2 separate regions of the Mus musculus genome follow, and region 2 is linked to region 1. The links are chromatin loops, found by intact Hi-C in ENCODE. Cell type or tissue: left cerebral cortex. All regions are shown on one strand.

Region 1 (8,000 bases):
TTAAAACATTGTACTTAGAAACCAATTAGAAAGTGTAAATGTAGAAGAACAGATGAACTAGTCAGAGGTAGTATAGGAAAAGTATTCACCTTTTCCTACATGATTGAATAATTAGCTATTAAAGTATCATCTTACTCTTGACATACCAAGAGCACATTTTTCTGTGATTAGGACACCATCTCATTTTCCTATGTGGCTTTTCTAGACGACCTGAGCAAGTGTGTGTGCGTCTGGGGATGGAACAGATCATAGAACAAGGAAATGATTCCGTACAAATCTAGCTTGGAGAACCAATGGATTTTGGGGGGTTCCTTATAGGACCATGGGTAACTCAAAGACAGAAAGCTTACACCAGCGTGGGAGAAGACGCGAGAAAGCTTCCCAGTGAAGGGTCTTTCGATCTTCAGCTGTTGTTCAAATAAGCTTAGGGAGCAGCTTTGAGTCCCTGTAGCTTTCTGGGCTTCCTGAGCCTTATAAATTTTGTTAGCTTTTTGAGTCTGAATGAACTTTCCTCCTCGTTCTTGAAGGAATGTTTCAATCCAGAGGAAAGAATTACACAGATCATAGCAAGGTTTTCAATATCATGAACTTATAGTAATGGATGCTTCTGTTTTGACAAAAAAATGTATGGTCAGTTCATAAATACCTTTCCCAGGAGGTTAGCTCAAAATAATAGCTAGGTAATACCCTTAGCTCAAGTTTACAGATAAAGAAACTACAGCTCAGGAAAAAAAGTCATATTTTTTTTCTATCATAAAATTCTTTATGCTCAGCATCTAGTTAATTCTAAGAGAGTGGCAATTCATTTTAAAGATGTATTAGAAAATGAATGTTTTAGAAACTTTCATTCCCAAAACAGAAAATTTAAAAAAAAATCTGTAATGCACTCATCCTAGTTAGACAAGAAATGAGTTAGGGACAGAGAGGAGAGCAATGGCTCCTGGACCCAGTTGAAATTGGCCCAGGATGATTATGTAGAATTCCCTGGATCTGTCATTCTGTCCAGACACCAGGCAGCAGCTGCAGAAGACCGAATTGCTTCTCTCAAATGTGTATTGAGTTTCATTTCCTTTCCGCATCAGCAAAATAAAATGAAATGGGGAATTTTGGAAATGGTCTGAAATATTATTGCTGACATCGCTGTAATTTGGCAATGGTCGGACCATTACACAGATGATTTAGCAGTTTGGGGAATTTACTCTGCATGTGGCACCAGGCCTGAGTCAGCCTGACACTGTCATTTCAAATTCCACCGTTTCCCTCGGGATTCTCTGTGATCTTCATCAAAGAGTTGTTTGTGGGAGACCTACTCTGTGTGTCTGCCCTTGTGTACATCTGAGAGCTGAGTCAGTCCACATTAGTAGCTTTGTAGAATGGGCCTTTAATGTTTCATTTGATGTCTTGTTTTTGCCCATCATCTATCTCCTCCCGTAGACATCCCTTTGGACCTGGCTTTCCCCCAAAGCACCACTCTCTCGTTCTATTCCACTAGCTAGGATTTATGGCTATGCTGTCTCCACCTATAAAAACCAGTCACCCCTCCCCCACCCCCTTTCTGTTTCTCTGTTTTTCTATTTCTGTTGTCTTGCTCTCTCATTTTTAGAGGACTTGCTTCTTACAATTTGCCATTTATCACCTAGAAACTGCAGTTGTAAGTGATTGGAAGGGGTAGGCTGTAATGTGGAGTTTGCTAATGTCCTGCGCTATCATGTTTCCCATGGTGCACTGGTTAACTGCAGCCTGTCACCATGAGGAGTTATGGGAACAATTCTGAAAATGCCTCTTTTGTCTCTATTCCAAATATTCGGGTTTCAGGAGCCTGGAAATTCTGAGACGGTTTTACTGAGCATGAATGACCATCGCCTAGATGTATCGTTCCCAAAGGCTGATTCTAAGAGAGTCTTGAATTTTGCAGTGCTCGTATAAATGTCCACTGGGCAGTTTTCCTCCTGCAGAAATTAGCAGAGTTAACTGCTAGCTATGACTCTGGAAACAATAATAGGCTCTAGGTTAAACTGTTTCTTAAATGGAACTGTCTACTGTTTGAGTCAGCAAATTATCACAGATCTTTCTAGATCTATCGCTGTTGTCACTTGTTGTTGCTGGCTGGCTGGCTGGCTTTCAACTCAAGTTTGTAAATCAGGCTAGGCTCACAGAGGTATGCCTGCCTCTGCCTTTCAAGCACTAGGATGAAAGGCCTAGACCACCACTCCAGTCTGTTTTGAATGCCAGTGACTAGAGATAAATTTTTGCTAGACATGCATTTTTTGTGTTTCAAATAATAGACCTTACATTTTGTCTTAGAAATATTTTTGAAGAACCCCACTGAACATGTCTCTTGAAAGTTTTATTCTTTGATTATAGAATAGGAGACATCTCAAGAAGTAGGACTGCAGGAAGGCTGTTGGTGAGCTGCCTCTTATTGAGGGCACCTGGGCAAATGCTGCCAAGGTCGCCTCAGGAAAGCAGAAGACGGAGGTGTGGAACTGTCCCTCTGTCAAAGATGACATGCTAATGGACAAACTCTCCTCACCGTTGATACTCAGAGCATCAGTTCCTCTCACCCCTCTATTCTGTCTTGCCAGGGTCAAATTAATTTATTGGCTTCAGAACAATTCCAGAGAAAGGAAACCAAGGAAAGCGGCAAGGGTAGAGTTAGAAAAGCACATTGGCAGCACACACAACTTTATAAGAGCTGCCCATCAGCTGCAGCCAAAAATCAATGAAAGCCCTAGGCCTGTGGGCAACGGGAACTTACATTCCGATGAGTTTGTACTTTTACTGAACAAGTAATTTGCAATAGTGGAAGTTCTTTGAGCATGGAAGTTACTTAGAGTCTCTGACCTATACCAGGAAGTAGGGGTGAAAATAATAACCACTTGTGGTTTCTGGGAGAACTGAATGCCGTGCTTGTGGAGCTGGAGAAATGGGTCAATGGTTAAGGACATATGTGTGTTTACTTTTCTATCGTGAAAGCGCCATGGCCAAGATAACTTACAAAGAAAGCAATTAGGGCTTTAGCCCAATTAGGGCTTATATTTCAGAGAATTAGAGTCCATGATGGCACAGCAAAGCCATGGCGGCAGGAACAGCTGAAAGCTCACATCCCTATCCCCTCAGGTAGGAGTCAGTGAGAGACACACTGGGAATCTTTTGAAATCTCCCCTCCCCCTCAGTGATACACCTCCTCCATCAATGTCCCACCTGCTAATCTTCCCAAACCATTCCACCAACTGGGGTCCAAGCATTTGATTCATGAGCTGCTGGGGGCCATTCTCATTCCAGCTGCAATAGAGCATATTTTTGCAGAGGGCCAAAGTTTGGTTCCCAGCCCCTGTGTTGAGTGATTCGCAGCTACCTATAATTCCTGCCCTGTGAGGACCGACATCTCAGGCCTCTCTGCCGGCACCTGCTCTCATATGCACAGACACATTAAAAAAATAATCCGTCCTGCGTAAAGCACAGATCCTGGTAGGGGAAATATGTGCTGTTACGTTCCTGATGATATATATAGAAATGTACAGCACTAATGTTAATAGCTCACTGTTTTACATACGTTTCAGGGTTAATTAATACACTGTAGAAAGGACTTGGCTACTCAACTACATGATCTAACCTTAACATTAGTTTTATGAAAGAACAGACAGTAGGGAAGTCATCGGTGAGAATTAACTCCCACGTGTCCTCGTAATTTGATTAGAATTGACTAGAATTCTTTTGGTTAGAATTGATTTTGGGTTCCCATGGGTCTAACTTTCCGGGTTTATATTTTTAAAGAAAATTTTAGACATTCTATGTCTTCTAAAAAAATATTTCATCGTTTAAAACCGAGTCAAATACAAAGAAACAACCTCTGCTCCTCCTGTTTGCTAACTTCCTCTGATGTCAAAGTGAGTAGAGCGCTTCTTAAATTCAAGAGGAAACTTAGAATGCTACGGTTTTGTTCCTGCTCACTTCCCTCCAGTGGAGAGAAAGAGGCAGCTGTTGCTTACTATTTTCAACTTTCTTTTGTTTGAGATGTACTAAATATGCAACACATGAATGTATGTTTTTTTTTCTTGTCTGGATTTAAAACCCACCACTTCATTTTTCTGCAAACAATGATAGAATTTAAAACAGAGAAGCCATCGAGATCATCTGCTTCCTGCATAGGACCTGACCAGTTGATTCCACTTAAAACAAGCTCGTCATCTAACATCTATGCACTTCTTTGGTGTTTTTCCCCTACATACTTAGCCTGACTGCTAGTTAGTATATACTTCTCTTTCTAATGAACAATGAAAATTCTCCCTGTTAATTATTTTAATCAATCTACCACCAAATAATATTTTTAAATGTATTCTCAATTTAGATTATATTAATCTTATTAGTCTGTTAATAGTTTATCAAACACACTACGTTTTCTCTTATGGATAGCTTGTTCCATGCCTGGGGATACACTCTCTGCTCAGAGCCCTGGCTGCATTCGGCTACCCATTCTTTTCATCCTATAACACTTACAAGTATTATTTGATCAGCCCAGAATTAAGTGCCAGACTGCACATTTCATCCCTTCTTTGCATTCTTTTATTACAACATAGTTTTGGTCACTGAAATGTTTCATGTCATGAGTCTATTACATAGATATACCATATATGCAATAAATTTATCAATGGTTTTCTTCATTGGAAGCAGTGTTACCCTCTAGGGGATATTTAGAAATGTCTGTAAATATTCTTATTTGCTGTTATCAAGGAGACATGGCTGGCTTCTGGCCTACAGTGAAAAGTGGCCCGGGATGATGCTAAACACCCAGCAGTGTAGGGGACACCCTACAGTGGAGAGCTGACCAGAGTTCTGAGGTTAGACGACCCAAATGACAGATAGATATGTATGTTGGTAAAGAGTGAATGGACCTTTACTGTGTACCATGAAGACTCCGACAGTTGCACACCCTTCAGTAAAAACCCTGACCAGCCTATCTGGCTTTTTAAAAAAATATTTGTTTATACATTTAGTGTGTGGGGAGATGAGTGTGTGTGTACACACACATGCACACACACACATGAGCACATGTATATGTGAGCATGTGTTTGCCCATGAAGACCAAAGCAATCATACCCCCTAAGAGCTGGTGTTACAGGCAACCATGAGGTATCCAGTGTCTCAGTGCTGGGCACGAAACTCAGCATTCTGGAAGAGCAGCCAGCTCTCTGGACCACCAAGCTGTTGCTCCAGCCCCTGTGTGCCTTCTGGGACCCACACTGTGAACATTTTAAGTAACTTTGCCTCTTTCTTTGAAGAGATCCAGATGCTCTGCATCTTGGCTTCATAATGATTTTATGTTTTGAAACAAATAAATTTAATATGTTTAGAATGCTGGCTTTAAATCAGGGTGACTGAGTTGAATTAGGGACCTTGAGCATATGACCTAATATCTCTTGCCTTTGGTTTACTCCTATGTAAAATGTTGGTGCTTATAGTAGATTATTCTTATTTTTTTTTTAATTAACTCAAGATCACTTTGAAGTGGTGTGCTGCTTCTCTGGCTTTCTGTTACAACGCACCCTCTTACCCTACAGGATTAACTTCAACAGACTATCAGCTCTGTTCACGGCAGCATCACAGTCACCACCTCAGCATCAGCAGCATTACTACCACCATCTTCACCATCACCATCCTCTCCATCACCATCCTCACCACCACCATGCTCATCATCATGTCACCATCACTATCATCCTCACCCTCACCATCACCATCACCACCCTCATCATCATTACATCATCACAAAGGCTTATCTCTCTTTGCCCTTCTTTCAGCCAGTGCCAACTTTTCTAATGTCCTGTAAGAATGTACAATTTTAACTCTATTTTGAGGTGCTCAAAGCTGAACCCCAGATTTCACACAAGTTACTCTAGGCATATGATGTGCAATAGAACTGAATCACTGGCCCCAGAGTTATTTCAAACTTGAGATTATGTTTGTGATCAAATACATTTTAAATATTGATGATAGTATCTGTGAAATTCTATTTGTCTTCCTATGCCAAAAATTTCACTCCACTTTTATAAATAACTGTTATCCACCTTATAGGCAACCCTTTTTCTAAATAGATAAATATTTTCTTCTCTGTCGATGGGACTGTTTTTTAGAATTTATTTGTATGTATGTGGGTCTTTTGCTGAATGTATGCCAGGGTAATATACACATGGGCCTGGTACCTTTGGAAGCCAGAAGAGAATGTCAGATGCCCTGGGACTAGAATTACAGACAGATTTGAGTTTCCATGTGCATACAAGGAAATGAAGCTGAGTCCTTGGAAGAGCAGCCAGGGTTCTTAACTGACAACTCATCTCTTCAGCCTCGTTAATAGGACGCTTGTCATTAGAGTCTGAAGATTTTTAAGGTCCCTTTGCACACTCCATTAGCCACAGCCTATGGTGCTAGACACACAACTCCTAAGCTTTCTGTCATGGGTAGTATTCTCTGTCTAGACCATCACTTTCCGGGTGAATGTTCTGTCATGACAGACAATTCGTGGAGCTCAGTGAAATGATATCCCTTGAAATGTGTCTAGGACAATTAGAAGATGATTCTTAAAATTAGGTTCCTTCATGGTTTTTTTGTTTTGTTTTGTTTTGTTTTGCTTTGCTTTGCTTTGTTTTGGATTTGGAGCGTGGAGGTAGAGAAGGCCTGCATACTGTTTCATACAAGGGGGGGATCAGAGGACAGCTCAGGAGATCAATTCTCTCCCTCCACTATGTGGGATGAAGTTATTGATCTCAGGTCCCACACCATAGTGGCAAGTGCCCTTACCTACTGAGCCATCTCATTGGATAGAGAATCAATTTTTAACTTTTAAAAAAGAGATTAATCTCCTGAGACTCTGGAGTAACTATTCACCTGATATTTTAAGCTTAAAGTCCTCACTGCATTTCTAGTCTCTACATGCTATGAAAATTGAATTTGTTCGTTTTATTTTACCTGTGCGTTATTTATACTTCATTTTATTAGATGCCAATAATCTTAGATCATTAGAACTACACATATGTATTTCTGTTTATAGAGTATTTCACTCTTTAAAATGTTCTAATTTCTTAAAATTGGGTGATTAATATTTTTTAAGATTTATTTATTTTAGGTATATGAGTACCAGAAGAAGGCATCAATTCCAGTACAGATGGTTGTGAGCCACCATGTGGTTGCTGGGAATTGAACTAGAACCTCTAGAAGAGCAGTGAGTGTTCTTAACCGCTGAGCCATCTCTCCAGCCCCCATTAATTTAATATTTTTGCAAGAGAAATAACAATGCTCATCAAAAAAATTGCAAAGATATAGGTGAAAAAATCACCTTAGTGATGCAATGCAGATATAGTACAGCCTGTTCATACCTTACACATACACAACATACACTACATACACAACACATTCTATATCACATACTCACACACACTAAACACACACACACATACTATATTTACACACTCTCTACACTCAACACACATTCTATACACAACACACTCTATACAAAATACTGAAGTATGACCTGAGGAGAAACACTAATAGCCACAAAAATGCATCAATTATCATTTTAATCATTTTACTTTGTTTTTTTCCCCCACTCTTATTCTCAAGACCTGTTGAAGGCTGATGTGCAGATAATTAGTAAATGGATAAACAGACTAGCATTTTTAAAAGAAATTCAATTGTTAGGTTTGCATGATATACTAATAAATATATCCATCTTTCAGACAGAAATTGAGCAAAAAATATGTCACTATTGTTATGTATCATCCACCATGATATTAATGTTCATCTTGAACAATTGTGACTTAATAAGAACATATGTCCTCTGCCAGAAGCCCATTATTAACGGGTAGAGCCTATAATGTATCGCTACCATCTATGCCAGGGTTTTGACTGACTTGGTCTTGTGATGGTAACTGTCTTAGTCAGGGTTTCTATTCCTGCATAAACATCATGACCAAGAAGCAGTTGGGGAGGAAAGGGTTTATTTGGCT
Region 2 (8,000 bases), 210 kb before region 1:
TAGACAAGTTACAAGAGAAGCCCGGCAGAATCGACCACCAAGAGGTTTCAACTTTTACTACTTTAAAAGAACCCCAAATTTCACCTTTGGATTATGAAACAGATGACAACAGTAACTGTATCAAATGAGCCAACCGTCCCAACAAGAATAAAACATAAACTGGGTGGTGGTGACGCACGCCTTTAGTCCCAGCACTTGGGAGGCAGAGGCAGGCGGATTTCTGAGGTCAAGGCCAGCCTGGTCTACAGAGTGAGTTCCAGGACAGCCAGGGCTACACAGAGAAAGCCTGTCTGGGGGGAGAGGGGGAATAAAAGACGAGACGAGAATAGAGAACTCGCCTAATGGGTTTTCAAGATTAACTAAGCTGTTGCGTAGTACATTGCTTAGGGGTGGTAACTGCTTAACAAACAGCACTGTTAAATTAGCCACTAACAAATAGTTACTAGCTACAAAGTGACACCTCAGAGCAGTTCATTTTCTTTTAAAAAGCTATTTATTATTAAAAATCAAGGAAAGATTTTTAATATAGCTCTCCAATTCTTCGAAATTTGGACTTAACGGTTCTGGCCATTTGGAATGTTAATACCTCCCTAGGTGGTTTTAATGAGTGGCCAAGGTCAGACCAATGGGGCATAGAAAAGAATCCTAAAGTGTTTTGTCAAACTAAGATGCAGAGTGGTTTCCAGGGAGCTTGTGAAATGGCAGACTGCTTGGGTGGGATGGGGTGAGGCCATAGACTGTGGAGCTCTAACAGATCCATAAGCAGTGCCCTCCCTATAAAGAACATGAATAAATCTGATTTGCAGATAGAGACTTGCCTCTGAAGTCGTGGGAAGCGCACGCGAAAGGTGGAGTGATGAACTTCCTGAGGGTCGGGGTGCTCACGGTTAACACAGACAACAGATTAAGAGCATAAGGCATCAACTGTGATTATTCTGTGTGTGGCACAGGACACTAAAGCCCGATTCTTAGTCCAAGATCATAATCAAAAGGAAAAAAAGAGGGAACAATTATTTCTGAATCTTTTCATACACTACTGGCATTTGTTTTCAAAGTATAAAGTCCCCAGACACTATGTGTTTCTAGGACAATTTTTGGATATTCAAAAATTGAAAACTATTCTCATAATAATATGTTATTTGCCACTGTTCTGGCTAAGTTTATGTCAACTTGACATACAAATTATGCCTCCATCAGATCCAGCTGTAAGGCATTTTCTTAATTAGTGATCAATGTGGGAGGGCCCGGCTCATCTTGGGTGGGGCCATCCCTCGGGTGGTGGACTTTAGTTTCATAAGTAGGCTGAGCAAGACAAGAGGAACAAGCTGTGAGGACAAGCTAGAAAGCAGCACCCCTCCATGGCCTCTGCATCAGTCTCTGCCTCCAGCTTCCTGCCCTGCTTGAGTTCCTGTCCTGACTTCTTTCAATGACGAACAGTGCTGTAGAAATGTAAGCTAAATAAACCCTTTCCTCCTCAAGTTGCCTTTTGGGCATGGTATTTCATCACAGCAATAGAAACCCTAACTAAGACATACATTTTAAAAAGCAATTCTGACATTTGGGCACATGATTTAAAGGGGATTTCGTGGGGACTGCTGGCATATTATCATGAAACAAGACCCTAACTGTCCTTGCTTTTGCATTCTTCACCACTACACACAAATACAACAACACAACTACTTATTACTTTGTTTGATGAAACAATAAAAATTCATTTTATTAAATTTCAACCTGTAAGTTTTGACCTCTGTTCGGTAAGATAAAAAAGGACGTATAGGGGCTGGAGAGATGGCTCAGAGGTTAAGAGCACTAACTACTCTTCCAGAGGTCCTGAGTTGAAATCCCAGCAATCACATGGTGGTTCACAGCCACCTGTAATGAGATCTGACGCCCTCTTCTGGTACATCTGAAGACAGCTACAGTGCACTTACATATAATAAATAAATAAATCTTAAAAAAATAAAATAAAAAAGGACGTATAATGTCCCACTCTATAGCAAAGTATGATGGTGGTTACCAGACAAGGTTCCTTAAAACTCTTAGAGCTGAAAGCCAATCTTCCTGACACAACAGCATTCTTTATTTGAAAAAACAACTGAAACTAAAGTGACTTAGACTTTGGTTTTTAGTGGTACTTCTCAAATGAACAAAAATGAAATATCACTTACAAAACCTACAGAGGGTTTAACCAGCATAGATGTTGGTGTCAGAGCTGAGCTTGTTCCCAAGACCCATAAATAGAAGGAAGTTGTCCTCTGGCCTCCACCCACACATTGCGGTGCACTCTCTCATGCATGAACACATGCACACACACACCTGCACTGACTCCACCCCAGCCCCAGGAACAACACACATACAAACCATACAAATGAATAAAGTGTAATTTAACATATATTTTTTAAAGATTGATTTATTTATTTCATGTATGTGAGCACACTATCGCTGTCCTCAGAGACACCAGAAGAGGGCATCGGGTCCTCATTACAGATGGTTGTGAGCCACCATGTGGTTGCTGGGAATTGAACTCAGGACCTCTGGAAGAGCAGTCAGCGCTCTTAACTGCTGAGCCATCTCTCCAGCCCTAAAGTGTAATTTAAAACCTCAAGCTTTTGAGTGACATTTAGAAACTTGGAAAGCTTGAACACAGTAGTGTGAGCTTGACAACTTTTCAATACTTAGGACTTCTCAGGACATTTCTGACCAGATCTGTGTTTAATAAGTGTAATATATGATGCTGCCTAATTCAGTATATCCATATTTAGGAGATGAACTGCGAGTTACCACTAGCTCCTAAGTAGCAAACAGAGATCACAAAACAGAGCCAGGAATGGGCAAAAGCTCCCCTCAGCACTTAGTCGGACTCATGGCCTTGAACGTAAGGGAAGACAACGCTCTCGGTTTTAGATTGCACACTGCCACAGAACCTGAAGAAACTGGTATGTGCTAGCTTTTGGTGCAATCACAAAGAACATCTCCAGCTACCAAAACAGTCCTCTACTTCTGACTAGGTTTTGTACACACACTTCAACCAAAATAACTTTCTTGAAGACAGAACGAAAAGCAGACATGAATACAGCTCCTTTCTAATAAGCCAAGCACTAAACAGACTGACAGTAATTTTTGTTTGTTTGGGGGTTTTTGTTGTTGTTTTTTGTTTTGTTTGTTTTTTGAGACAGAGTTTCTCTGTGTATCTGTGGCTGTCCTGGAACTCACTCTGTAGACCAGGCTGGCCTTGAACTCAGAAATCCACCTGCCTCTGACTCCCAAGTGCTGGGATTAAAGGCGTGTGCCACCACTGTCCGTTTAATTTTTAGTAAATCACATTTTGCACCTCGCAACAGTACTTCTCTACTGCCGGGTTGTTCCTGATTCAAGGCCACAAACTATCCAAAGGCTACTTTTCCACTGGCACTTTCTTCCAACAGTATCCTCTCCCAAGTCCTATTTCCCTTATAAAATCATATTTTCTCTTTCAATGCTTAAGATCTCTATTTCCTAACTTATGATCAGCCCCCTCTTAAAAAGCCACTTATTATTTTGTTTGTATCCTCCTAGATAAAACTACTGTATCCACAGTAAAACTACTGTGCTTTAAATGCTTTTTCATTAATCAAGATACTCCAACTCTACGTTCCTGCTGGTAACATGCTTATTTTTCACTAAACATATGGGCTGGGAAAGCCAGTGAATTCTCTCCTAGTACAGGGCTAGATAGCCTCCCTCCAGGACACAAGCTAAGCATGGCCCAGGGCAATGGGATTTGTTAAAGTGAAGGGAGCATGCCAGTACTAAGACTGAATTTAGGGTTCCTGAACATGCAAGGCAAGTGTCGTGTGCGTGTGTGTGTCTGTGTGTGTGTCTGTATCTCTGTGTGTGTGTGTGTGTGCGCGCGTGCGCGCGCTACCTGATGAAAAACTGAAAAACTTGACTACCTGAACAAACTACCCAAGGGTCAGTATAGGGAATCTGAAACACATCGGACGAGTTTCAAAATGCAAACACTAACTGACCATAGGACTGAAGTCTTTGTAGAGTGGGGAAGGATTTGACAATATGAAATGTCATAAGAGAAGCAAACTAAACGAAGTCAGAAAGTAACAACCAGGTCACTCTGAGTCACTACAGTTGGGTTTTGTGCACCCAATGATCAGAGAAGTCTGGAAAAGAAGGCACCTGAGGTCAGACAGGTAATAACCTCCCGCCTGGCCAAGCGGCTCTACAGCGTTCTAAGTGGAATGTAATACCTAGAACGTGACACTCACGTCATCAAGGCAGAATCGCACAATGGGCGCGGGGAAACAAGGGGGGGCGGGGGGGGAAGGAGGCATTTAAACAAATAAACAATTGATTCTGTCAGAGCCCAGAAGCCTGGCCCAGAGGCGGTGAGGACTCCAATTCAAGCCGTGATCACGCCTTTCTCCACCCCGAGGGTCGCTCGTCCCCAAACTCACCCGCCAGCTACATTCTCAGACAAGAGACAGAAGCTGGCTGAAGTTAGGAAGGAGACCGCGGAGGATCAGCGCCTCTTCGCCTTCCTCCGGAGACCCTCGCGGACCCAGCAGAGAGCAGGGCGGGCGAGGAGGGTCCCCGACAGGCGAGGCCAGCGCTGGCCCGCCCTCCTCCTCCTCCCACCCCCTCACCCTGGGAGAACTCGGAGCGCCTCCCCTACCAGGAGCAAGAGGCCGAAGATGCACCAGCCGATCACCAGCTCGGCCGCCGCCGCCGCCATCTTCGCTTCCGGTCCGGATAAGCCCAAAGGGGTGGGGAGGGAAGGCACGGGACGGGACGGGACGGAACGAAGAGGGACCCGGAACTGCGCAGCCTAAAGGTTAAAGGGGCGGAGGGGCAGAGCGGAGGGTTGCCAAGGAGACCCGGCCCGCGAGCGTCCCCTGGCGACCAGCCGAGCCGAGGCGGGGCGCACCCGACGCACCGTGACGTCACCACGCTGCCCGCCCACGCGCGGCCTGCGTGCCACTTGATCTTGCTGGCACTCTAGGAGCTTTACGGAGGCAGGGCTGTGTCTGTGCCTCTGAATGTAGAGTGACATTACGGGTTTTCATTGCTTCCAAAAACAAGGTTTTGATCCCATTATGCAATCAGAAGTCATCCTGGTGCAGGAATGACTCAGAATAAAAGAATGTCATCTGCCCAGATGACTTTATAATTTGCTGATGACCAGGTCACGTCATTGCTTGACGGCACTGTGCTACCACGTGATGTTTCGTTTTGTTTTGTTTTTTCCATCTGCGCGTACCTGTGAATTTCCATGATGGTTTCATACAATTAAAATGTCCGAGTCTATGAACTGTAGGTGCTAATAATATGCTCAAGTGAACAAAACAGAGATTGTTGTAAATCTTATGTGAAGCTGAGGGAAAACCTGGGATGCTTGCCTGGGTCCCGTGGTGTATTAGTGTGTATTTAAATTGAATAAACAAACCCCGGCGTGATATTTAGTTTTGATTGTGGACGTTTGTCTGTGGGCTTGATACAATGCAGAACCATCTCGGAAGACTCAGTGACAAATTGTCTCGAATACATTGTCCTGTGGGCTTGTGAGGGATTTTTTCCTTTAATTGGGCTGAGGTGAGAAGCCCCACCCTGAATGTGGGTGGTAACATTTCCACATCCCTGGACCAGAACTGAAGACTTACTTAGCATGCGTGCATAACTCATTGCTGTGTGCGCTTGACCTTGGATGTGAGTAGCCACCTCTAGTTCCTGCTGTCTATAACATCACCACAACAATGCGCTGAAACCTTGCACTGTGAACCCAATAAACACTTCCATCCTTAGGACACTAAGACACTTAGGATGCAGTCAAAACAGTTTATGGATGAACTCCATCGTCGCTATAGTTTATTCTGCTGTGATATTATTACTCACCTTGGTCTTATTTCTGACTGGAAGTCTGCAGTAGTTAAGGGTTGGGTAGAAGTGTCGAAATGAGAAGAAAGTGGAAACAGAATGTGTTTTATATGAACCGGTCCCATCAGAAACTCTCTGGTGGAAGTGTGTGTCCGTCTCTGAGATCTCATGTGTGTCCCCAAGTGCATCACCAACAAGTCATGCTTGTGCTTTACTTCTTGAGCCAATGCCTTTTAACCCTTCTGTAGTAGGCTTGCTGGTTAGAGGAGATATCAAAAACCACCTGAGACCAGTCATCCCTGTTGTCTTCAATGGCCCAAATCCTCTTTGAAAACGATCACATAATCAGTAATTTTGTGAGCACAAGCTGTTCCTCCTGAAGCTGCATTTCCCTAATTCTGCCATGGAACAAATAACTTACTTTTGCATATTTCCATAGGATTCAGATCCCATTCCACATTGGTATGAATCAGACAACACCTTTCTCTATATCGTAGTATTATGTCCATTTTCAAATAGGTTCCTTGAGACCTCTTCCATTAGGCAGTTGTCCATCACTAAGTGAAAGTACTTGAGATAATCAATTTATAAGTCTTATTATGGTTTATGATTTCAGAGGTTAGAACCCATGGTTATCCAATCTATTGCTTTGACTCATGGTGTCTTACATGGTATATTATGTAAGACTGTGTGGTAGAGAAAAACTTTACCTCATGGCAGCTGAAGAACAAAAATAGAGGAAGCGACTGAGTCCACTTGTGGTGGTTTTGTAGTTCTACCTCCTCTGTTTCCTCTCTAAAGTATCCAGACACAGCTGATACACACCAGGTTTGAAGGATGAAGCAGCATTCGGAACCAGTGGGGTCTACAGGACTCCAGTCTAGTGTGAGCAGGTGCCAGGGAGAAGGCCTTCTCCAAGGATTTTGATGAATAGCTCTCTTAGACCATCTTAGCTTGTGTACATACCTTTCTTCAGGGAGGGCTTGTATGCGTACACTTTATTCAGGGCAGAGAAGGACTATATATGAGCAGAGAGAAAGAGAGAGAGAGAGAGAGAGAGAGAGAGAGGTAGAAGATGAGAGAAACTGGATTCCTCAGACAAGGTTCCAGAAAGGGAAGCCTTGCTGGTGAAGGAAGTCTTCCATTTTGTGTGGAGATCAGAGGAGCTATCCCGACCCGACATGGTAGACTATCCCTTTCATTTGCAGGCTTTCCCCACAGGTTTAAATAGATATGGCTCCAATAAACTCATGTGTTTGAATGCTTGCTGGGCCCATAGGGAGTGACACTGTTAGGAGGTGTGGCCTTGTTGGAGTAGGTGTAGCCTTGTTGGAGGAAGTGTGATGTATTGTGTGGGGGAGGGGCTTTGAGGTCTCCTATGCTCAAGCTACACCCACTGGGGCTCCCAGTCTCATTTTGCTGCCTGCGTGGATCAAGATGTAAAACCCTCAGCTCCTCCAGCATTATCTCTGCCTGCGTACTGCCATGCTTCCCACCATGATGATAATGGGCTAAACCTCTGAAACTGGAAGCCAGCCCCAATTTAGTGTTTTTTTTTATAAGAGTCGCTGCGGTATCTCTTCACAGCAATGAAACTCTAACTAAGACACCTCTCAAAGGTCATGCCTTTGGTGGCCTAATTTTCATTAGGACCCACTTTCTGTGGTCTTTCCACCTCCCCAAAGCACTGCATTCTGGGGATTCCATCTCCTTCAGTACTCAAGTGTTTGCCTCATGTTTCAGATCCAGACTATGGATTTCTGTCATATGAGATTGCTTCTAATCCGTTAGTTATTTTTTTAGCAAAGGATTGCCAAAACTGTGTACACAAATATGCATACATTTCTCTCAGTCAGCAGCATGGAAGAGTGCATAATTTAAATTCAAAGCTCTGAATTAGGTTGTAAAGCTGACTGTATGGGAAATTCTAGGCAAGTAAGGCTGGTTTGAAGCTTCTCTCTCCCCCCTCCCCCCTCCTTTCTTTTTGAGACAGGATTTCTCTGTTTAGCCCTGGCTGCCCTGGAACTCACTCTGTAGACCAGGCTGGCCTCGAACTCAGAAATCCACCTGCCTCCGCCTCCGCCTCCGCCTCCGCCTCCGCCTCCGCCTCCGCCTCCGCCTCCGCCTCTGCC

What was found. Peaks named below come from ENCODE experiments on the same cell type or tissue, not always from the same donor. Only the 100,000 strongest peaks of a DNase experiment are listed, where the experiment ranks them.
Region 2: a loop joins it to region 1, with 2.0 times the contacts of the local background. A loop is called at or near these places in 3 of 42 quality-filtered maps.

Annotation. Positions count from the first base shown.
Region 1 is chr1:24,464,540-24,472,539 of GRCm38, reverse strand. The region is part of intron 11 of Col19a1 (collagen, type XIX, alpha 1); the gene reads left to right. Among named protein-coding and RNA genes, the nearest start is that of Gm26418, 80 kb to the left of the region's middle. In left cerebral cortex, a CTCF peak has its summit at 3,954 (motif pointing left); a DNase peak (open chromatin) is centred at 1,130.
Region 2 is chr1:24,675,486-24,683,485 of GRCm38, reverse strand. It overlaps Lmbrd1 (LMBR1 domain containing 1), which reads right to left and starts at 4,942. Exons shown (of 16, transcript NM_026719.2): 1 at 4,670-4,942. The coding sequence starts at 4,729. In left cerebral cortex, CTCF peaks have their summits at 1,907 (motif pointing left), 2,467 (motif pointing right) and 4,884; DNase peaks (open chromatin) are centred at 3,938, 4,420, 4,916 and 5,486; H3K4me3 peaks cover 2,342 bases; H3K27ac peaks cover 2,281 bases.